Regions from separate parts of the Mus musculus genome. Here regions 1 and 3 are each linked to region 2. A link is a loop called in an ENCODE intact Hi-C map of the cell type or tissue named here. Cell type or tissue: left cerebral cortex. All regions are shown on one strand.

Evidence for each region. A loop is a pair of places that touch in the nucleus more often than their neighbours do. Peaks named below come from ENCODE experiments on the same cell type or tissue, not always from the same donor. Only the 100,000 strongest peaks of a DNase experiment are listed, where the experiment ranks them.
Region 1: it touches region 2 in a loop (6-fold over the local background); 7 of 42 quality-filtered maps call a loop at or near these places.
Region 3: a loop joins it to region 2, with 3 times the contacts of the local background. A loop is called at or near these places in 7 of 42 quality-filtered maps.

Annotation. Positions count from the first base shown.
Region 1 is chr6:141,485,048-141,493,047 of GRCm38, reverse strand. Pde3a (phosphodiesterase 3A, cGMP inhibited) reads right to left here. Exons shown (of 16, transcript NM_018779.2): 11 at 5,439-5,552; 12 at 5,090-5,289; 13 at 4,046-4,249; 14 at 2,783-2,938; 15 at 658-916. Among named protein-coding and RNA genes, the nearest start is that of Slco1c1, 35 kb to the left of the region's middle. In left cerebral cortex, CTCF peaks have their summits at 4,250 and 5,620 (motif pointing left); DNase peaks (open chromatin) are centred at 4,231 and 5,623; H3K4me3 peaks cover 299 bases.
Region 2 is chr6:142,339,169-142,347,168 of GRCm38, reverse strand. Pyroxd1 (pyridine nucleotide-disulphide oxidoreductase domain 1) reads right to left here and starts at 1,472. Exons shown (of 12, transcript NM_183165.3): 1 at 1,362-1,472. The coding sequence starts at 1,436. In left cerebral cortex, CTCF peaks have their summits at 1,209 and 3,403 (motif pointing right); DNase peaks (open chromatin) are centred at 1,453 and 3,410; H3K4me3 peaks cover 1,484 bases; H3K27ac peaks cover 1,015 bases.
Region 3 is chr6:141,496,307-141,504,306 of GRCm38, reverse strand. Pde3a (phosphodiesterase 3A, cGMP inhibited) reads right to left here. Exons shown (of 16, transcript NM_018779.2): 16 at 1-5,655. The coding sequence ends at 5,414. Among named protein-coding and RNA genes, the nearest start is that of Slco1c1, 24 kb to the left of the region's middle. In left cerebral cortex, a CTCF peak has its summit at 4,604 (motif pointing left); DNase peaks (open chromatin) are centred at 2,989, 3,183 and 4,602; H3K27ac peaks cover 429 bases.

The DNA of each region.
Region 1 (8,000 bases), 850 kb after region 2:
CCTCTGCAATATTTTATATCTCCTCAAAAATAAGACAAACCAACAAAGAACCCATCTCCAAACAAAATAAATCCATGGTATCCATCACTACCTAGAATATTGTGGCTGTCCTGCTTTGTCCTGCTGTGTATCTGCTGTGTATCTGCTGTGTATCATCTGCTGTGTATCTGCTGTGTATCTGCTGTGTATCTGCTGCTCCACTAGAATGTACACTGAAAAGGACAAGGATGGACTTACTTCTTACCCCACATGTCTACCAGGAAGAAAGCCCAGGCACTGAGGATGTGTGCAGTGAGCAGTTGTTGAGTAAAACACTAAATTCTTCTTATCTCTTACCATCCCCAATGGCCACGAAAAAAAGCCAACGATTGATCCATATGGTAACCCAGATTCTACATCATTAAGAAATTCTGAAGCTAGTTGTCCACTCTATTTCCTGGTGGAAGCATCTGTATGCATGCTATCTGGATGTCATAAATCGCATCTCCTGCTGTCTCCATCATGATACCAGAGAAGGTAGCTTTGCAGTGCCTAAGCTGGCAAAGGGCAGCTGGACTGAAAGGATGTCATTTATGAGAAGGGTACGTCACATTTCTCTAACTCTACGGCAGGAAACCAGCCCTGCAAAAATCTCATCAGATTGGTTTCAAAGCTTACGGGGAGCTATACTGCTTTCACAGGCTTCGTCCTCGTGTGGTGTTTCAGCCTCTTCCTCCTCTTCTTCCGGGTCATCGGTGTCTCCGGAATCATCACTGTCATCTACCCATTTTCCTGGCATGAGTCCCGCAGAGTCATAGGAGTGGCAGAGAGGACCCACGATGTGTGAGATAAAGGATTCCTGAAGATTGGCCAGCTGCGGGGCAGAGCGGTCCATAAAGGGACTTATGGGCAAGCCGAGGCTGGCTTCTTCATCGCCCTAGAAATAGAGAGATTCACAAAGGTAAGTGACAGAGGAGCATAATGTGAGGCAAGTCAACATTCTCCTGGCATCCCGACACGTGAGTACGCTGTAACCCAGATAGTCACATACAAGCCCCTCGACATCACTGGTCAGAGGCACTGCCCTGATGGCTAAGACGCCCAGAGCAAGACTTTGCTCCTTGGTTTTGTTGACTGTGCAGTCTTGAATTTTTGGTTCACGTTCACGTGTACATGCAGTGAGACTACAGATGTGCACCACAACTTCACCAGTGCTATGGTTTGAACTGAAGCCTTCCTGTACACTAGATAAGCATGCCACCGGCTGAGCCACATCCCTGTGATGTTTGCCGTTTGTCTCAACTGCAGAAAGCATAAACCATTTTCTTGCTCAATTCAAGTTGCTATATTATTCTAGATTTTGTTTGACATATACCTTCCAGTAATTATATGGTTTTAATTTTATGTAGAAATCTTTGTCTTTAACTGCCAAATATTTATGAGAATAAAAGTAACAGGAAATAAATAAAAGGTTACCTACAAAATTTAAGAGGATTTATAAAATTATAAGCCAGGGTTTGTGAATTTTCTCATTCTTTTATATTTTTCTGCATTTTAACATTTTAGCATTAATCAATAATATCATTACTAAAATAGGCAATATACTATTTTTAAAGGCATAAATATTTTATTTTGCATATGAATGTTGACTACATAAACCTTAAAAGTTTACTCTAATCCCCCCCCCCTCGTGTAAGTACCATTGATTATAAAGTGCACCATTCTGGTGGGGCATCTTGAACACTAACAAGTTTTATTCTCTGCCATTGGCCTGAACTCTGTCTTCAGTAACTTGGACAGACTTGTTAGGGACACCCCTGCCCTTTCTTCTGAGATCTGACCTCATACTCCCGCCTCAGCAGTTCCCGTCTCAGCCTCCCTCGCTGGGATTCTAAGCTTGGGCCACCACGTCAACTAACACCTGTGGTCTTTAGATCACTCGAGAAGAACTGAGCATTTCTTATCGATCAGCTCTGTGTTAAGTACTTGAGAGGCTTTCCCTGCCCAACCTCCACAGCAATGTTCTGGCAAACCTATTTTTAAAGTTGTATGTGTGCTTTTTAACATCTGATCACAGTCCTATGTCATCTATATTTCTCCCCAGGTAAACATCTTCACTTTTCACATTCCCTATGTCACTAATACCTCTCTGTTATCCGTACCCATTTACTTCCATGTTTTACTTAGGAACGTGGTTCAGACTAAAAATATAATTAGGACAATGTAGGCTTCCATGGGGCTGGTCATCCATGCTCACCAGCATGAAGTGGCTTTGCAAAGGGTCTCTTAGTGCTTATGTTCTTGAGTCAAATAAAGAGTCTGTGTGTTTGTGAATGTACATCTACACATGTGTGAATGCACACACACACCTGCCCCTTTGTCGTGCACTGCTGTCATATTGCTCTAATAAGAAAAAGCAGTCATTGGCATGTTTCCTTATACACATCTGAACATCTGAAGATGCTTTCACTGCAATAAATGAACCTGTAGAAGCTCAGCATTTAACAGGCATTGGTAACATATCATAAGATCCCTCTGTTATATCATTATATCATTAGATCCCTCTGTTATACTAGCATCGCTCTGAAAAATGCCTTCAGATAGTTCTACCTCAACGCTCAATAGTTCAGTCCATTTTCACACATATCATTTTTAAATTCCTGCTGAAACTGTCCTGTGTTTATCTGGTGCAAGTATATATAGAATGTGGATTGATTATGTGGCATGGCTTGAGAGAAGCTTTGTTGAGCTTGTACACAGCAAGGACACATCTTGTGATAGATAATGCAGCTCTGCAAGTTACCTGCTCATAAAACTCGCTGGCGATGCCCTCTGTCCACCGCAGGTGGAGTTCTTTGCATTTAGCAGGCCCGTTGATGTCAGCCAGCTTTATACACATCTGACACACCAGGAGACGGTCGTTTTCATTGGTCCAATCTATCCCGACATCATCGTTTACCTGTTTGAGGCACAGAAACAACATTTTCTGTTTCCACATCCCAGTTAAACATGAGAAAGGACAACGGAATTTCATTATTTTCTTACTGTGTGGGAATCAAAACATCAAACATGAGAATTTTGGATACTAGATCTAATATCAAGAAAAGTAATGCAACTCATTCGAAATTAAAGTCATTATTACTTACTGAACTTATAAGAAATCTTGTTTAAAAGTTTTGTTTTGTATGTGTATATAAAAATATACTTGCTCATGTGTGTTAGCGTGCATGTGTGTATATATGTGTGTGCATATATGTATGCCTATATGTATGTATGTGTCTTTGTGTGCTTATATGTGTGCATATGTGTATGTGTGCATGTGTGTGTATGTGTGCATGTGTGTGGATGTGTATTGTGCATGTGTGTATATATGTATGTATGTATGCATGTGTGTTGTCTGTGTGCATGTGTGGTGTGTGCATGTGTGTACATGTGCATGTATGTAGGCCAGAGGCTTCCTCAGGAGCCACTCCCTCGTGTTTTGAGACAAGCTATCTCTGATGAGGCTACTGTCTGGTGAGACTCTGAGAGCCTCTGTCTATCTCCTCAGAGCTGAGGCACTCATATAATATATAATATACATGAGTACTACTGTGCTCAGTTTTTTATTTTTATTTTTTAAATGTGGGTTCACAGGGTCAAACTTAGGTCTTCATGCTGGCAAAGCCAACACTCTCCTGTCTGACGCTTCTCCCCAGGACCAAGTAAGAAACTTTCTTGAATGAATACTTAGACTTTTATGTTTGAGGCATGACATTTTACCTCATGATTTCTTTCATCTCTACCACTGTTGGGTAACTCACCTCATACACTGTGGAAAGAATACATCAAACAAAGAGCAGTGAGAGCTGGTAGTTTATAGAACAAAGCCTAACACAGACAGCCAAGACCTCAACTTCTTCGGCATCTAGCCTCAGAGCGATGGCTATCTGCTAGCATGAGGATAAATATCCCAACCATTTCTTTCTCATAGAAATCTCATGGAAATCGGGTTTTGATCAATATTTTGATTCTCAGACACCTTTTAATGAAGCCACAAAATGAACATAGATAGAGACCTGGTTACCTTGGCGTTAAATTTGGCTACAAAGTCAAAGTGTTTCTTCAGGTCAGTAGCCAAAATCGCTTCAATGACTAGGAAGCGGAAGTGCTTGAATTCCACGTGGTCCAGGTTAACTAAGAAGTTATACTCTGGCCGGGACATGAAGAGATTCCAGGCTGCAGCGGCGTGATGGTTCTCCAGAACAGAACGGTCGTTGTATAGCACCGCCTAGCGGGGAAAAGAGGCAGGACAGGAGGGTCCAACTTTTTAAGTTAAAAAGGAATCACAAAAGGCTATGGAAGGCTTTAAATTAAACATTTTTATGTGGGCTATGGACAATTTTATTATCTTAATTATTGATGCATTTTTATTTTCCAGCATATAAGTTTCTCCCCTTTAAACTTTTTTTGCAAATTTTATTTATATACCTTATATTTATATTGTATGTAAGTTTTATATTATACATATAAAACTTAATTACAAGATGTTTTATATTATATATTATATAATTATATGTTAATTATATATTTATGTATATTGTGTATATTATGTATATATATAATTATTTTCTTTAAAGGAAATTATTTTCTTTATAGGAAAACCTTGTTTAGGTGAAAAAAAAATCACCCTAATGTATGAGATAAATGGATAATAAATTCCTTCCAATGAATATGCATGCCATGAAACTATTTTGAAAGAATAAGTTTTACATGCAAAAAGTCTCCTCATACTCTTAACAGATGAAGGAAAACATAGCTCTCTAGTTTTTTTCAGAAGAGGATGTGAGTAAGATATCTTTGCTTTGATGGGGATATTCACTGTTAGTCATTTGTCGTGATTCTCCTCTACGAAGGCAACTGAGAAAAGACCTTTGTACATAATGAGGTTAAATATCTATCATGATTGTCTTGGCACAAACCATGACATCTTTGGAAATTAACAAGGCCTCTAAAAATTCTGATGACTAGGTACAGTTTGGTGTCTATACATCATATTTGTGAAATTAATGTTATTCCAAAAAATGTAGAACCTAAATTATTATCTCCTCACGAAAATCTAAGCCTTTACCTGAGGGGCACTAGTGGCAACCAGGAAGGCATTTGTCCTCCCTGGGTGATCGTAGTCATGCATGGCTGCAGCAACGTACAGAGCCATCAACTCTAGGGCTGGAATATTCCCAGACAGGCATCCATATTTGTCATCTGGCACGTGATACATTTTTGAAAACACATATCCCATGTGTCCGTGTGTAAATCCACTGTCAGAATCTGAGGAGAGGAAGTGAAAGTGAAAGGCATTCTTTAAAACTGTGAAGCTGGGATTACCTGACTTGAAAATACAACATGCAAACCACAAATACAACACACAATTGGCGTTCCTGGCTTTGGTAAGAAGCATGGGCAGAGTTCATACACACCGGAGTCGCTTGCTGAGCCGTGATCACCAATCACACTTGGGAGGCCAGGAATCGGCTGTGTTGTGAGATACCACACAGCGTGTAGAACATCGGTGGCATGGATTCTGTTATGATCTGTAATGATGGGAAGGAGCAAGCACACATCAGCTTGTGAACTCTGAGGTCCAAGGACAAAGACTGCCATCTACTGGATACATATTCTATCCTCACACTTCAACACTTCAGGGAAGGCCTGCCAGATTTTCTAGGACAGGGACTTTTGGAAATTCCACATCATTTCTACAGTGACAAGAAACCACATCTTGGCACTTATTGTGCATGTTGATATCCAAAATGGAAAAGCCAGTGTCTGGTTCTTCCAGAAGCCTCTACATACAGGAACCTCACTGCCTAGTGTTTATAGAAAAAAATATGCAGTGGGGAGAGAGAGAGAGAGAGAGAGAGAGAGAGAGAGAGAGAGAGAGAGAGAGAGAGAGAGAGAGAGAGAGAGAGAGAGAGAGAGAAAGAGAGAAAGAGAGAGAGAAATAGAGAGAGAGAAATAGAGAGAGAAATAGAGAGAGAGAAATAGAGAGAAAGAAATAGAGAGAGAGAAAGTAAATCATAGTAGAGCAGTTAGACCAATAGTCTCAAAGACCTGAAATACCATCTCTAACAAATGCCATCTTCCTTATCAGCAAAGATGCTCCGCTGAAGGGACCAGTCACATCACCAAACACTGTGTATCCTCCCCTACCATTAGAAATCAGCAGGACTCCATCAACCTAACCTCATCAAGCAATCATGTGTGTGTGTGTGTGTGTGTGTGTGTGTGTGTGTGTAATATGACAATATATTATATATGTGTGTATATATGTATATACTTCTAGTGAGTTGTCTATGTAAATTGTTATACCAACTTCTGCTTCATGAAGTTTCTTCCATAATCCTTTCCTTTTTTATAGCTGCATCTAGATGAACTAACTCAGACTACCCAGATGACAGTTAAGTTCCATGCTTTCCTTCGCCCTGAATGGTATTACAGGTGGACTCTGACTAAAGGTTTCACTACTATGATGTGAATAGACTCTCTTGCTCATCTGATTCCATTTTCACATCCCTTCCACAACCTTTTAATATTAACTGTGGATTCCTTGATAGGAACCCATCAGACATAAGTCTTGGGTCGAGTAAGTGCTAAAATAATTTGAGCAATGGATGTTTGTATTTGAAATTAAAGCGATGGCAAGCATAGCCTTTATTAGCTTACTCACATTAGTCTAAGTGTCTAACTTCAACACATAGAAGACATTATTATTATTTTAAAGCCGTACCACACAAGCTAAAGATCCCCTCAAGACGTAAATAAATTCCTTTATGGAAATACAAAGGACCTCAAATGCTACAAGCAGGTTTGTTTGTTTTAACATTTACTTATTGTATGTGTGTGCATATGCCCATACACACAAGCACACCCTGGAAGTCAGAGGACAACTAGTGGGAGTCAGTTCTCTCCTTCTACCATGTGGCTAAGGGGGCTCAAATATGTCCTGAGCTCTGATGAGAGCATCCTTATCCACTGAGCCAGCTTGCTTGCCCTATGAACATCATTATCATAATAAATTATTTTCACTTGAAGTGGACAAATCAATAGTTTACAAAAATAAATACGTCACTCATCTAAAAATGGGAAATCAAAACATAAAGTAAGAAACTGAATTTGGGGAGTTTCTATTTATACTTGAATACTAGCCCAGGCTTCCCCACGGCCTCATGAAACACTACAGAGAACACACTATTCTAGGCCATAGCAAAGCGGCATGACCACACATCACAGTGTTTGTACGCAGTGTGGCTTCCAGGTAAATTCAATAAGACCCGCCAATTGAAAATAAAAAATACCTTTGGAAATAAAACAATAATTTGGAAATCCTGCCTGGATGTAATTGTCCTTTAGTTTTCCTGTGGCTTCCTTTCTGAAGATGTTTATTTATGTAACTCCTTACCCCTTGTGAGATCACTAACATTTATGTCACTTGCTGGCACCTGACCAGACTGAGCCCTGGGAAAGTCACAAAGGAAGCTAGGCTTATTGCCAGATCCTCCCTCCCCCCCTGCTCCCACCATCAACCCCCTTTTCATCTCTCTCTTCCAACTTCCATGACCTCAGCGGCCAGCCTTTCCCAAAGGACCTAGTATCAGCAAGCACCTCTTCCCGAGCTGATTGGTCTATCACACCCATCCATGCTTTGCCTGTAATTCTCAGCACTTCTCGGTGTCAGCCTGCATTCTTCCTTCTCCATTCCCGCCACACTACGTGCTAATGCATTTTCCTGTGGTTATTCAGTGGGACTATTTTAAATCACCAAGCTCTCAAAGCCAGCATGTTCATGTCTTCCGAGATACTTGCCAGTTATTTGTGTCCAAGTATAAGCGTTTTTAAATTTTAGCTTTACTTTTTTTTGCTGTTTTGGTTTGTTTCTGCTTTTAAGACAGGGTCTCTCTATACATCATTCAAGCTTGTTTTAAACTCATTATCTGCCCAGGATGACCTTGAAGTTCTGACCCCTTCCCACGCATCCTGAG
Region 2 (8,000 bases):
CATCACTCTTCCCATGGCCCTCACACTCCCTCTCTGACTAGTACATACTCAGGGAAGACAGAGCCATTTGAACCTTAGCTTAACAAAACACAAAGACTTAACATGCAGCAGTTTCACGATTTCTACCTTTTCCCTACACTCCGGAGGGGGGTGGTCGTTTGCTCATCTTGGATTCTGTTCCACTGCCTGTCCCATGTCCCTGCTCATGTCCCACGAAGCTCAGCACCCTCAACCCCACGCCCTCAGGCCATACAACAGTCCTGTGACTCAACCTATTTGAATGTCCTATATCTGACCACTCTCTGCCTTTGTTTCCTCTTCATATTCTGTAATCTATCTTGTACATTTCTTGTTGGATCAAGTTCTCAAAACTTAATACTCCTGAGAACTATCTACAGGTTAGCTTCCTGCTTCACACAGCTGTCGACCATTTGCCCTTAACACACACACTGTAGCTAATCAAATTTACAAAGCTTTCACCCCTAACTCGAAACCATCTATTTGCAGACTTTCATTAAACACAGCAAGTCGTATCAACCTATGTGGTCTGAACTCTGGCAGTCTTCCTTGCTTCTGTCTCTTATCAGCTTCTCTGCTTGCAATTTAAGTCATGCTTTCTTCCCATGAAGGCTACACTGTGGAGTATGTTTTTCTTCTCTATTTGGTAATCTTTACACATTAAGAGAAGTTAATTACCCCTTACCTTAATTCACTCCTACCAGTAACTCCTAAGATTAAGGTAACACAGTGATGACGTGACTTGGAATATGAACTCTTTGATGGATAAACAGGAGCTGCACCACCCAAGTTTAACAACTCAAAAAACACTTCCTGCTACTATTTCTGGTGACTTCAGCGGTTGGTGATCGCAACAAAATAGTTCTTTTCTGTAATACGCACATGTAAACACATCTGATTCATTTGTTTATCATGATTAGAATTTCCTCATCTGTAGTCCTTTGCCCCAAACTTCTGCTAGACATGAAATTTTATCTTTGGAGTTCAAGGTAACGTTGAAATTATTTATTAACGTCGTGGCACTTATCAAGAAACTAAATTTCATGTGTGAAGGAAATCTGAAAAGTGGGAGAATTTTCTGTCCAAACGCCAAGGTCTCCTGCCCACTGGCACACTATTCCACCCGGAGTCTGGTTCGATTTTGGATTCCTAGCTAATTAGGCACTGTCTACTCCTGGCCCCAAACGCTACAACGGGGCTCTGCGCAGCCTCCCCACCAGCGGCGCCGCCGAGTGGGCGTGGGGAAAAGCCGGAAGAGCGACCCGCGAAGCGGTGCCGCCCGCCGCAATCTCCCGTAACCACGACAACAGGGTCCAGAAGGGGCGGAGCACGCGCCCACGAACCTGCTCGGCACACGTGACGCCAGCGATGCCACCTCCTACCACCACGAATGTCCCTGCCGGTCGCGGGGCCTCCATAGTTCCCCGGGGGCTGGCGGCAGACTGAACACTGGTGAAAGTTCCAGCTATTTTCTACCCGGAAGAGACGCTGCCCACAAATCACTTCCGGCGCTCGGGCCATTGACATTGGACTACGGGTGCCCGGAAGCTCACACTTAGTCCGTATGAGTATTTCCCACGTGTTTTGCGTTTGAAAATCTGGAGGCAGACTTTCCGGCTGTTACCACGCCCACATCTTGAACTCTGGTTGCCCCTGCCTTAGGGGACTTTCATGCGAGCCTCTTCTTATTCTGTAGGGGAAGAACTCGAATCCTCTGGAATAGTCTCGATTGCTGCCCTTCACATAGCAATGGGATATTGTGAAAACTCATTCTTTTTGTTTTTGTTTTTGTTTTTTGCGAGACAGGGTTTCTCTGTATAGCCCTGGCTGTCCTGGAACTCACTTTGTAGACCAGGCTGGCCTCGAACTCAGAAATCCGCCTGCCTCTGCCTCCCGAGTCCTGGGATTAAAGGCGTGCGCCACCATGCCCGGCCTTTGAAAACTCATTCTTTATGACATCTTTATGACAATCAAATACTGTTGAATAGTTGAAGAAGTTAGCCTCTAACTTCCAATTCTGAGCTCAGTAAAAATGTACAGGTGCAAAAACATAGCATTTCTTAACAGTTATAGTTTCCTAGTGTTCATTTGCCTGAGGAATGGCGTTCAGAAATGGCTGAGTTGTTTTCACCTCTTTCCTCTGCAGTATCCTCTCTTACCTTGCTGTTAATCTTTGTGCCCTTGTGGATTGTCTCGCTTGGCGGTTTGATTTTAATATTAAGGCCTTTTTTAATCGTCTCTGTCTAACACTGGTATTTATTGATGCCTCTTTAATTCTTTAAACTCTGAGGATGGCCAATCTGGGTAACAGGGACTCTATATCTCATTATAGATATACACTGCTTCATCGTTTTACAGGAGACCATTTGCTCCTCAGCTTTGAATGACACCGCTGCTTTCTTTCTTTTCTTAGCACACACAACGTCAGCTTTTTGCAACTCCTTTCCCTCAATAAGCTGCCGCTCCTCATCAATAACTTTAATAACTGTAAAATGGAGAAAGGAGTTGCCTCTATGTAGCCCAAAAACATCTTATGAGTTTAAACCTACCCTGCTTTACTTCATCCCAACTACACCAAAGTCGTAAGCTCCTTGACACGACCCCAGCTACTATTTCTGGTGACTTCAGTGGTTGGTGATCTCAGTAAAATAGTTCTATTTGTAATACCCACATGTAAACACACCTGATTCATTTGTTTATCATAGTTAGAACTTCTGTTGGACATGTTACTCATCAACATAAATAGAAATATTAACTAATATTCAAACTGTATCCATTCACCATTTGCTGTTTTACTTTAGAACATAAAAAAAAAACAATAACAAAACAGTGAAGGGATGGTCAAGAATAAAAAGAATAAGTAGGCCTTTTGGACTTTAAAGCGAAACAGCAAAAAAGTATTTTAAATATATGACATATTTAAATGACACATATATATCATCTATCTATCACCTACCTAGTATCTTAAATATATATATATATATATATATATATATATATATTTATATATATATATGATCTTCATAGGCACCGCACACACATGACACACAGGCATGCATTCAGGCAAAACACTCATATGCAAAATATAAAAACAGTCTTTGTAAAAATAAAAGCATACTTGTAGCTGGGCAGTGGTGGCACACGCCTTTAATCCTAGCACTTGGGATAAAGAGGCAGGCAGATTTCTGAGTTCAAGGCCAGGCTGGTCTACAGACAGGTCTTCCAGGACAGCCAGGGCTACACAGAGAAATCGTTTCGAAAAACCAAAAAAAAAAGTATATTGGTATGCTGCTAAAGAAAATCCCTCAATTTGTATTATCTTATGTGTATGGATGTTTTGCATATATATAAAATTATTAATATCATGTGCATGCAGTACCAGCAGAGGCCAGAAGAGGGCATTTGCTTGCCTGAAATTGGAGATGATTCTGAGCTGCCATGTGGGTTCTGGATGCTCTGGAAGAACAGCTAGTGTTCCAAACCTACTGAGCTATCTCTCCAGATCTTTGTTAGTTTTCTTAAGAAGTACACATGCTCAGTTGTTTAATACATACCCCTAAAAATGAATAAATATTAAAAAATAAAAGTATTTTAGTTAGAAAAATATGTGTTGAGAGGAATAAATGAGAACAAAACATATAATAACATGTAATAATATACCATTTTTTGTATTATTTTTATGCTAACCAAAAATTAATAAAATCTATAAATCTATAAAAAACAAAATAGAAAGTATGATATAGGCGACCAATATTGGGTTGGTAAATTTTAACATAAAAATGCATCCAAGAATATAGATGTATATGTGTGCATAGGCTGTCTCTGATTCCATTGCCTTGCATTGGATCCCCTTCCCCTACCTGGACTGCCTGAATGGGCCTCAGTGGGAGAGGAGGTGCTTAGTGGTACCCAGGGGAAGCGTACCCCTCCCTAAGGAGAAGGTGGTTGGGTAACTGGGGTGGGGAGACTTGTAAGGGCAGCACTGGGAAGAGAGGAGGGAAGGGGCTGTAACTGGGATGTAAGGTGAATCAAAAAATAAATTATGGACAGAAAAAAAAAGAGAAGGCAATGCCTTCCTAAGATTGGGCTGTAGCTAAGCCTGTAGGGCATTTTCTTAGTTGGTGTTCCATGCCTTCCACCCCTTGTAGATGTTGCTATTCTCTGGCTGACAGTGCTGGGTTTTGTAAGAAAGCAGGCTGAGTAAGCCATGAAGAGCAAGCCAGTAAGCAGCACCCCTCCATGACCTCTGCATCAGCTCCTGCCTCCACATTCCTGCCCTACTTGAGTTTTTGTCCTGACTTCTTTAGCTGATCAAGACAATTCTCCAAGCAGTTCTTTCTTGCTATTCTAAAAAATTATCTGGATAGCTCATCTCTTGCAGATCACAAGCCCAGTCTTTTATTTTACACAACAATCCAGTCATTTACACCAGGTCCCCCTTTGATTGTCCTATGAATCAGCCTCTCATGACCCCAGCCCTTTGATTCTTAGGGGACAGCAAGAACACATACTTTTTTTTTTTTTTAACATTGCAAAGGAATTCTGCCCACCTCTTATAAGCACAGACAATAGACTGGTTAGGTGGGAACCCACCCTGAAATTACTATTTCTACCACACCTAGACCTAACATTGCCATGTCCCCAGCCCTAAACTCAGGAAACTGCCTGCCCTTGTAAGCATAAACAAAATCTTAGGTGGGTGGGATCTCCTGCTATCACCACTCCCTAAATCTTTTCATATTCTTCCTTAATATCTTTCTGACAAGGTGGCTGACAGCAAAACTGCTTTTGTTCCTTTAGATTTGTGAATCCCCCAATATAATTCATATTGCACCCTTACATTTTACATAGTTGAGAAAAAAAATATATATATAGATTTGAATATATATTTGAACTCATGCTGTCCTGAAGGTTCTAGCAGTCTATCATTTTGCTGAGGCATTAGTCACACTTTCGCCTCTAGACTCAGGCCACCTCTGATTATCTCAGAGTCATTAATGCTGACAGGGAGGACATACCTTGAAGGATGAATGCGAAAATATGTACATTATTATACAAAGAAGCCATGGACACTCGTGGATGCCTATGCCTTGTTGGCCCCGTTCCATAGCCAGCAACCATGTCATTCCACCCTTACCAACGCCATGCTGGACTTGTCAGACAACTTCTAAGTTTCTACTACTAAACTCATCTTAGGTGTAGGGCATGGAGGCTAATCCCCCAGCCTCCACCGACTAAGTGCTGGGATTATAGGTATTCTTAAAATTTGTAATTCTTAAAAACTTAATAACTTTTATTTATATGTATGCATGCCCATATGTGCAGCATGTGTGTGCAGTGCTTGCGGAAGCCACAGGAGGATGTCATGTCCCCTGGAGCTTGTTGTGAGTCACCTGATGTGGGTGGTGGGAACCAAATCTCTGTTCTCATTGCTGTGCCGTCTCTCAGCCCCATGGGTCAGTTTTGCAACTGCTTATTTCAGATGGAAAACATGTCTTCTGGAGAGAAACATCATTTAATGACAAAAAGGTGAATCACATTTCATTTTATCTTCTTTCTCTTTTTCCTTCTTTTTTTTGTATATGTCTAAATGTATGTATGTATGCACATATGTGCTCATGAATTTTTCTGGGATTTACTGTTGGTCTGATTTGTATAGGTCAGCAATGTTTATTTGGTTTTTTTGATTGTTTGTTTTAAATAAAGGCCAAGAGATTATTGTGTGTTATGTAGTCCGCTCTGGTGAGTCATTGCTGATTGTGTCACGGAAATGTGAGGACAGTCACGGGTGGGAAGTAAATGGATTAGGGCAGCTATGCTCCAGTACAGCCATTTGTAGATGCTGAAATATGAATTTTATAACTCATGCTTGTAGTCTCAGCCTGAGGAAAGGTGAGGTAGGAATCTTAGGCCTCAAGATAGAGGAATGAATTCTTCAGTTCTAGGGCAAGACCCATCTCAAAACCCAAATAGATTAGCATTTTAATTTCTTTCTTTTTCTCCTTTCTTCCTTTTTTTGTTTTTTGTTTTTGTTTTGTTTTGTTTTGTTTTTTTTGTTTTTTTTTTTGAGACAGGGTTTCTCTGTATAGCCCTGGCTGTCCTGGAACTCTGTAGACCAGGCTGGCCACAAACTCAGAAATCTGCCTGCCTCTGCCTCCCAAGTGCTAGGATTAAAGGCATGCTCCACCACTACTCGGCTCTTTTCTCTTTTCTTCTTCTTCCTCCTCCTCCTTTTCTTCCTCTCTCTCTCTCTCTCTCTCTCTCTCTCCCGTCCCTCTCTCCCTTCATCTGTCTGTCTGTCTGTCTGTCTGTCTGTCCTTCTTTTTGACCAGGCTATCCTGGAAATTGCTATGTAGCCATGGCTGAGATTGGCTTCTGATTCTTCTCTTCTACCTCTGAAAGTGTTGTGTTACAAGCATGACCCCTAACACCTTAAAAAAATTACTCCTGGGGATGAGGGCTTTGTACGAATACTATACCAACTGGCTATATCCTCTTTCCCTAACCTGGCTTTCTCTAAATATCCACACTCCCTCTACCTACTTTTTCTTGCAGGAAGTATTTTGAAAGCTACAGTACAGTATAATGGGCAGAGTGCTCACACCTGTACACACAAGGCACTGAATGTTTTCCCTCACATAGATTCCTCTTTTCTTATTCATAGTGATGTCTACACACACACACACACACACACACACACACACACACACACACACACACACACACACACACTTCCATACTCTCATGAGTGCTAGTCTGTTTTGTATTTTTGTAATTTTGTCACTCAATATTACAGAAATAGAATCAGGCAATCCAACAGTCTTTCGGAATTGTCCCCCTTCACTTCTCTTGATCATTTGGAGATCTTGGTTTTGGCACGTACTGATCATCACATCTGTTTGAGGTGGCTTTCTCTGCTGATCCTCCAGCATAGGAGTGGATGGCTGCCATTTACATCCAAGAGGATGGAGACAGTCTCACCTGAGGCTTCCTTGGTAGTACTGTGATGGGTTGAGCCTCTTCCTTATTGCTGGGAGAAGATGCTGTTCCCAGGTGGTCCCTTCAATGGGAGTTGCTATAGTATCACTGGAGGATAAAGGCTTCCACTGGCTTGCCTATGGAAACAGTGCATTATTGCTGTGTTGCATGGACATTTTGCTTCTCCTGTGGCAGGAGGCATGGTTGGTGGCAGGCAAGGTAAATAGTTCTGACTTCTAGTTTTCCTTTTGTGAGGCCATCACAAGAACATTTGGGGGTGGTGCAAGGCTGGGAATCTTTACTCCACCTTTGCTGACAGCAGTCATCAGCATCATTTCTCTGGTATTTCCTGCCTGTCCAGGTTGCCTCTTTCCTGCTTCTCTAGTTACAAAGAACAAAGATGCTTTTGTTATGTTTTGGTTTTGCCTGTGACTAATGGTGCTTTTGGGTTCCTGGTTTCTGCACCAACGTTGGATGTATGAGAGAAAGAAAACCTACTGAGACAAAGGACATGAGGTCCCCATCCACTTAATCTATTTATCTTCCAGAGACGAAGATCTGTGTATTTCATGTGCTTTCTCTGGACCCCTGAGTACTAAGTACTAGTCTTGCATGTCATTAAATGTCATTTAAAGACATAAGAATTGTCCTTCATCTACAAGAGACACAAACACAGATTGTGAGTCAACCTTGGCCCATGGGCTGGCAGTTCACTAATGTGCCATTCTAGGGCTAACACTGCCTCAGCAGAAAGAAGCCATTTCACCCTTTAAAATCTTTCATGTATGACTTTTATAGTCTGTGTCTTGTTGGGAAACAAGCAAAAGAAACTTGCCCTAAAAATTGCTGTTTTGTTCTGAGACTCCATTTCAATCATAGGGGGAAACTAGGTTCAAGTTCCCACGTCAGAGGGAATTCTGGGGATTTCCTAATAGCTGGCCAGCTTCCATTACCCAGCTTTTGTTCCCCTCAAACATGATCACTATTCCTCACCACAGAAGAAC
Region 3 (8,000 bases), 840 kb after region 2:
TACGTGAGCTGCCCTGAGGACACTTAAATTCTTCATGTACTTTATTAAATGTACACTTACTGATTCCCTTATAAATCATTTTCCACCGGGGGGTGGTGGTGCACACCTTTAATCCCAGCACTCGGGAGGCAGAGGCAGGTGGATTTCTGAGTTCGAGGCCAACTTGGTCTACAAAATGAGTTCCAGGACAGCCAGGACTATACAGAGAGACCCTGTCTCGAAAAACCAAAAAAAAAAAAATCATTTTCCCCTCAAGAGCACTAGAAAAACATTAAATCCTACCAGACTATGGTAATTGTGATACCAAGAAGCAGTGCTTTTTGGGGTTAATTTTAATCCCTATCCCCCAAAATGCAAGAGAATGGTGGGTGATTCAAGAATTTAAATCAAATTGAAATACTTCTGTCAGTAACAACACACAAGACTTAACATTACTTCTTGTTAGCTTTGATGATTAAAGAGCCGCTTCTTAATGCAAACCAACGAGTCTGGGTTACACACGGCCCCAGTGAACATTTATCTATTAGAGGAAGGGTGCTTTTCCCTCTGTGTTCCACACCAGTTTGAGGGGGAGGCATACACCTAAGATGCCAGAACATGATGCTAAGAAATGTGAGATAAGTTTAGAGTCTTCAGCCCAGCACAAAAACACACAGTCTATGTACTTATGGTCTTTCCTAGGTTAAAAACTCAAGGATCAACATTATGCTTTGAAGTAGCAGATTAGGTCCCACCAACTACATTTTTGCATCTGCAGACATATTTAAAGTATCCACACAGAGAAGGTCAAATATCTTAGTCACAACATCAAATCAGTTGTTAGGGTTAATTTACTAGATGATCATAAAGCCAATTACTAGGTAAGGCAAAAAGCAGTATTAGGTAGTATAGGAAATAAGAACATTTTAGCCCATGCAAAGCATAAGGTAGCAACATAGTTTATTGATATCCACCTTGTATAATGTATACTACTAGTATGTTTTTATTCTCTAATTATGGTTCCCTCATTGGAGGCATAAAAATACTCACCAAAAGCACAATAAACCATCTAGACTGAAGTGTATGGTTTAGTTTAGTCAGGGCTAACAACTTAATCCACTTCTAATTTATTTTTCAATGAATACTGGGGCATTTACTGGAGGATGAATTAACATGACATAAATTTGGGGTCCAGGACCCCAAATTGATGGATTTCAGCTTAATTAGACATTCTAAGATGAATTTAATTCTGAAGTCTCTTCTACTTGAAATGGTGAACTGTTTTATCGATCTTCAGTTTTAATATGTTTGGATAGATTTTTAAACATGTTGCTATCAGAAAATTCATAATTTCCCTTTACAAATTCATGAAGAAATGAGTGACCTAGAACAAGGATCGTGTAATATTTCATTGTTCAGGGGGCAAGATGATGCAAGAAAATGACTTCAGTTTCAAAGCACATGGTTATTGTGTCATTTAGTTATCTGGGACACACCTAAAGAGTAGAATATTGATTTAGTCTGTGGAAGGCCATAGAACTCTGTTGCAGTAGCCTTCAGACAATTGTAAAGGCAATTAAATTGCTAATGACACAAAAACCAAGGGAGGCATCCAATGAGATTCAGGATTAGAGAGAAGGCTAAGAAGCCTCTCTTTATGCTTCCAAGACCCTAAGGAAGATCAATGGAGGTGCCCGCCTCAAGGAGGCACCAAGAGTGTGTCCTCAAGCAGAACAGACAGAAATTCCAGATTCTTCTTTTCCTATTGGCCAGGAGTTGTTCACCACACAAACACTCCACTTCTATAAAGAAGTCATTTCAAGCTTTAGACTTTATTTACAATGATAATTTTCATATTTTTATTACTTAGAAAATAATTTATACTTTTCCATCATTTAACAAACAAAGAGTAGGCCTGAGTCTCATGCCTTTTGCACAGCTTTTACCTTCAAGAAAGTTCTCTGGGAAAGAAAGGCCAGAGGACACAGGGAAATTGCAAATATCTACAGCTACCAAAGAGTCTGCAGGGCATTCATTCACTTCCTTCTCCTCAGCTTTCCTGGGACTGCAATGTGTAATGCTTGTTCTGGAGTAAAACCCAAACAGAACAGGGTGCAACGATAGAGGAAGGCAGATGCTTTTTCAAACAGGAGGCAATTCTCTTAATGCCAGGAAATGACAATATACTAACTACTGAGTGCATGTCCTACTGAGAACAAAACCAGGTCTTACATAAACGAGTACTTTTTTTTTTTCTTACAGTTAAGTAAAACAGGAAAAAGGGTTCTCTCTACTAAGGAAATGCTACTCAAAAGGTCAGCTGGCTTCGGTCACCATAAAGACATTCCATTATTATGTTGAAAATACCATGGATAACATGCAGAACACACTTAGGCTTTTACTCCACAGAGAGCAGCTGGTTCCCAATTTCTCCTACCACTGACACATTATGGCTATCTATAAAACTATCTTTTCCCTAAGTGGGTAGAGACCCCTCCACTGGGAGACCTGAGTTTATCAAATGGCACCTGTATAGGCTCATATAAAACTGTAGTAAGTCACATCAAACACATTGGCACCACAGGAAGTTAACTCTGAAGTTGGAGGTGAATACAGTAATATTGCTGTCACCAAGAAGGTGGACAACATCATTCATGGAAAATACTTTTGATGTCATTTGATACGCTTCGAGAATTATTAGGTGGCTCTTTAGGTCACACACTTGGTGGGTTTCCACCCTTCCATTCAGTTTGTTGCCTTTTGGGTTGAGAACAACAACAACTTGTTTTTTGAGGAAAAAAAAATCAATCTGCCTGGATGAATGAGCACAATTCTAGAACAGATAGATTCTAATGCTCTGCTCATTATCCTGTTACTTCGTGTACTTTAAAACAAGAAAATCTAGGCAGTTTGCTGAGATCCTCATGATGTAACCAGCCTGACTCCTACTCAGACTCTGCAGCTTTGTTCAGACTTCCAATATAAACACTCACAATGGATAGGCCAATCCCCTCACTCCATGCCTAGCTTGTTTGACGACTCATATTTATGTTGCAGACATGTGTCCACTTGAACACGTGGATGAGCTACTGAGTGAAGGGTAGATGAATGTAAGTGCTCTGTCTATCATTCCTATTGCAGGGCAAGAGTTACATTTATTTGCCTTCACTGAAGAAGGATTCTTGCTTCGGAGTAGATTTACCAACAGAGACATATGGCCACCATAAAAAAAGAAAAAATATTCAGAATCTGCTAACTGCCGAAGCCCTGGCACTATCTCAGAAATGCATAGAAACACATTCTAATTGTCTGGGTGAGGCCCGAATCCTTCCAATCCTCCTTGCATTGTCCTCTGAACTAGAAAAAAAAAAATCTACCCTGAAATACTTGATTTTTCATTTCATTTTTGTCTATTAGGGGAAAAAATGCTGTGAAATACAAGAAAATGTTGCTTTTTGAAGGGAAGGATACATAATCCATGTATGGGAGACAAAGGGATTTTTAATGTAAATAATCAAGGATGTGAAAAGGTAGAAATTTATGCACAGGTCTCAGAGGCTATGACTAGGAGTCTGTGAACACAGCACTGGACCAGAATCTACAAGCAACAGAGTTTAGGAGAAATACTAACAATTTGCTTAAGAAAGGCTTTCATCAGACAGGGAAAGACTTCAAATTAATTGAGTTAGCAAAAGATGCTATCTTTTCAATGCCTTAATTTAACAGCAATCAACTGTATCAGATCATGAATCAAATTAGAGTAGGCAGATGGCTGGTGGCTCTCAAACTCCACAATAAACCCGCACCTAACTACTGTGCTTGGAGAAAGCTACAATGTATAAAAACGGTGATTAAAATATAACTATAAAATGTTTCCCTTTCCCCTTTTTTTCTTTAAAAAAAGTTTTCTATCTACAGAAACAACAACAACAACAAAAACTTCTTTATATTTACATCATGGTAACTAGTCATGACATATGTAATAATATCCAATAAAATATTGAAAGTGAGTATCAACTTTTAAATAGAGGTTTGGCTCACAGCATAAACAAGTGTAGAAAACAAACAAAATAACACAAATAGCTTCCAATAGTCTATCCTTAAAGAATAACATCCCACCCATCTTCCTTTCAAAAAGGGGCATGACCATGGACCAGGCTGCAAAACCATGCTATGCTTTCACACAGTGTATGGAAGACCACAACAGGGAGGTCAGAGCTAACAATCTTCAACAGTTGCCAAGGAGTAGTTTTCCCCAGGCCAACTTCCAAACCCTAAGTTGACATTTTGCCTTCATCCCTTTGTCTCAGCACCTACGGTGAGTTTGTTGACTTTCTTCTTTATTACAACATAACTTGCATCAAATTGCGAAGACATAGGGTATCATTGCTATAGATACTTTAACAAGACTTTTCCAGTGCCCTGTTAGAACTCTTACCTGATGGAGAGCCCCCTCTAGCTCCTCTTGGGTATCCACCAGTAAAGAACACCATCCCCTTCCATGCTAATTGATCCTAGATGAGTGAGTGACATGTACCCCTTATACATTCATTAAGCCAGGGTAGACCAGAAAGCCTTAGTCTTCTGAGTGTGAGGCTGGTGGTAGAGTGCCCCCAAGTGGCAGGTAGCAGTGGTACCAATCATATGACCCAGATAAGCCCTCCCTCTACTAAGGAACCTTCTTAGAAGCTAAAAGGGGGGCTGCCATTCATTCAAAGACACTGCAGAAAGGATTTCCCTCTGTGTGTTCACATGGACTTCATCACCTGCTACAGCTATTCTAGGAATAACTAAAGTCAAAGTCATAAACATCTCCCTTTTCTCATGCACACATGTACAAGACCAACCCCTCTGTCTGTCTGTCTGTCTCTCTCTCTCTCTCTCTCACACACACACAACACACACAGTTGGCAGTATGCATTAGAATTCCAACCATGTTCTGAAATGCTCACCCCTCGGCAGGGAGAACAAAAGGTGCTCAGTCTGGAGCCTGTTTCCTCTCTAAGCTGCACAGTTCCTCATGAGTTCTTGTCCTTTATGACTTTCTATGTCACAGTGACCTCTACATATCTTAATATGACTGTTACTACCTTGTGGAGTCAGGCATCCTAGCTCACAGTGTGCATGTGTGCATGCGTGAATACGAGTCTTACATGAGCCTATGTGGGAATTTATACACACACATATAATTTCTTTCTTATAAAACAATCTTTAGACGCTGGTGTCGCAAAGTGAAAAAAGCTTCTTTGAGCTAGAGTCTTCAGCGCTGTCCCTCACTGTAAAAATAAACACACAAAATGTGAAGAATTCCCCCAAACACTTAAGCCATTTGCCAATCTTCTGGTAATCTACAGTGTTGTGTCTAAGTGTGCTGGCTTAGAAAATGTCTGAGACGAGTCATTCTGTCTGCAAACACAGCTCGCTCTACCCATGGTCACAGGTCTGGCTGTGGAGCCAGGGTCTCCTCTGCTCTTGGCTTCCCCTTCTCTTCCTCTTCCTCCTTGATAGCCTGGATCTGCTCTGAGGGATGCTGCAGAGGGACCTGGTCCAGGGACTGGTTCTCTGTGCCTGATAAACACTGTTCCTCTTCAATCACTTTCTTCCACATCATGTGGTTCTGCAGAAGGTGCTGAGTTATTTGGCAGTAGATTCTCCTTCTTTTGAAACTTTTCTTTCCTGAAAAATATAAATCATCAGACCTACTTGTGAGCTACCTATATGAAGGTTATTGTTTTTCATATTATAAATAGAAATTAAATGTCAAAGAGACATCTATCTGTCTGTCTTTCTGTTTGCCTATCTCAGTTGCTTTAGTGCAGTTTTCAAGAATGGGGGAAAGAAGGAACATGACAATAAGCTATTACCGAGGGATACATGTTAATAATATTTCATATTTAGTAATATCCATACTAGGTTCTACTTGCATTTTTTTTTGTTAAGACTATTTGGGGTGTGTGGAGTATAAGTACACCTATATGTGCCTGTAGAGAGACCAGAGGTTTGCATCACAAGCCTTTCAGTGTTCAGAATGCTAACCCTTATATCATGAACCTCCACAATACAAGCCTTTTTCTGTCACTTTCCACCTCCATCCCCATTGAACTTGGAGCTTGCTAATGGCCATGGAATGTGCCAAGTGTGCTAGATCTTTTGAGGCCCACATACAGACACCTTTGTAGAAGGGCTAGTGAGTATTTAGCCAGTTTTATGATAAGAGGACTCAGAAATTCCTTGCACAAAAGAATAAGATCTATTGTTAAAATTGCAGAAAAGAAGAATTCGATTGAATTATTTTGAATTATTTTTGAACCACATAGAAACAAAAATATTAAATTCAATAAATGCTGGGAGACAGTAACATAGGCACAGAGTGATAAGACAGAATTTAAATTCTTTTTTTTTTTACTATAGTTATCATTTGTTCATGAGGTAAATTCATCAATCAATATTGGCCAATTGGCAAGCACTTTCATGGTTTTATGTACTTTAAACAAAGATCAATTAGCCTCAGAGTTTTCTTTCAAGGTGCTCACACTTCGTACATGCAGGAGACAGAAACTGAGGAAGGATGCTGTTTTTGGGAAGAAGTAGCATGTGTGACAGTCAGCAGTATGGTTAGTGGGAATTTTCAACTTCAAAGAACCTTGAATCACCTGCAAGATTGGCCTTTGGGCATTTCTGCAGCGGTGGGTGGGGTGGGACGCCTCACCCACTATGGGTGGCACTATTCCCTAGGTAGGGGTCTTAGAATGCATATGAGAGGAGACAGTGAGTGGAGCAGTAGCATGCAAGCAGTGACTCATTGTTCTCTAGTTCCTGGCTCTGGATGCAATGTGACCAGCTCTCTATAGATCTTGACACTGTGACTTTCTCACAATGATGAGATGTAACCTGGAATTGTGAGATAAAATAGCGTTTCTCCCTGAGTCATTTTGGTCAGAGTATTTTATAACAGCAATAAAAATGTAACCAAGATACTATTGCTCTTAGCTTGACTGAATTGTAAGCGCAGGGACGCACCCTAACTCCTACCTCCAGATCCTGGTCTCCCTCCTCTCAGAACTTTCACTTTAGAAAGCCTCTGATTGGAAATCAGTTCTCTGATCCTTTGCAATATAGATAATATAGATAAATGTTCTAGCCTGGGGACCATCCCTTTGCAAGGTGATCATAGAGAGAAAAATGGTGATGTGACCATATATCCAATGTTCACATTAGATCTATAATTCTTTACTCCTAAAATGCTGTTAGAAATCTAATGTTAAATGGCCTTAAGGAAAGAAAAGAGCATGAAAAGATGCAAGGAAGGAAGAAGTTGCGGCCCATTCTCCATTACCAGGAAGGGAGGGAAGGAGGGAGGGAAGGAGGGAGGGAAGGAGGGAGGGAGGAGTGCGGCCCTAGCAGGCCAGGAGCTTCTAGGCGATTTTCTGTTCTCAACCACCCATTTCTTAGTTTCTGTGCTGAGATTATAAATGCTAAGCCTCACCACCACCATCTTTTCACATATTGGATTCTGGGATCAGTCTTATGTAGGGAACTTTTATGTGCTAGGCTATCCTAGTCCTAATTTGGTTCTTTTAATTGGTTTATTTGATAAAGGTGGCCTAGCCTGGCTTGCTGCCAGAGCACAGGCAATAACTCTGACAACAAGCTACTTCCTCAAAACAACAACAACAATCACTTAAATACGTCATGGCTAATATTGCTAACTTGACATGACCTAGGATCAGCAGAAAGGGCAAAGCTCTGGGCGTGTCAGTGAGGGAGCTTCCAGGTAGGAAAAATCCCTCCTAACTGTGGATGGTGCCATCCTGTGGGTGGGGGTCCCAGACTGAATAAAAAGGAGGAAGCTGGCAGGTTGGTGTCCTTGAGTTGATTTTTGTTAAGCACTTTTTGAAGGAATGGGGGCAGGGAGAAAAGTAACACAATATCCTACCTCAGTAAAGAAAGTACACGAGCATACTTTACTTTTAAAAGTAAAGGAAAATTATTTTCCTGGCCAAGCTCTCTACGCCAGTTTT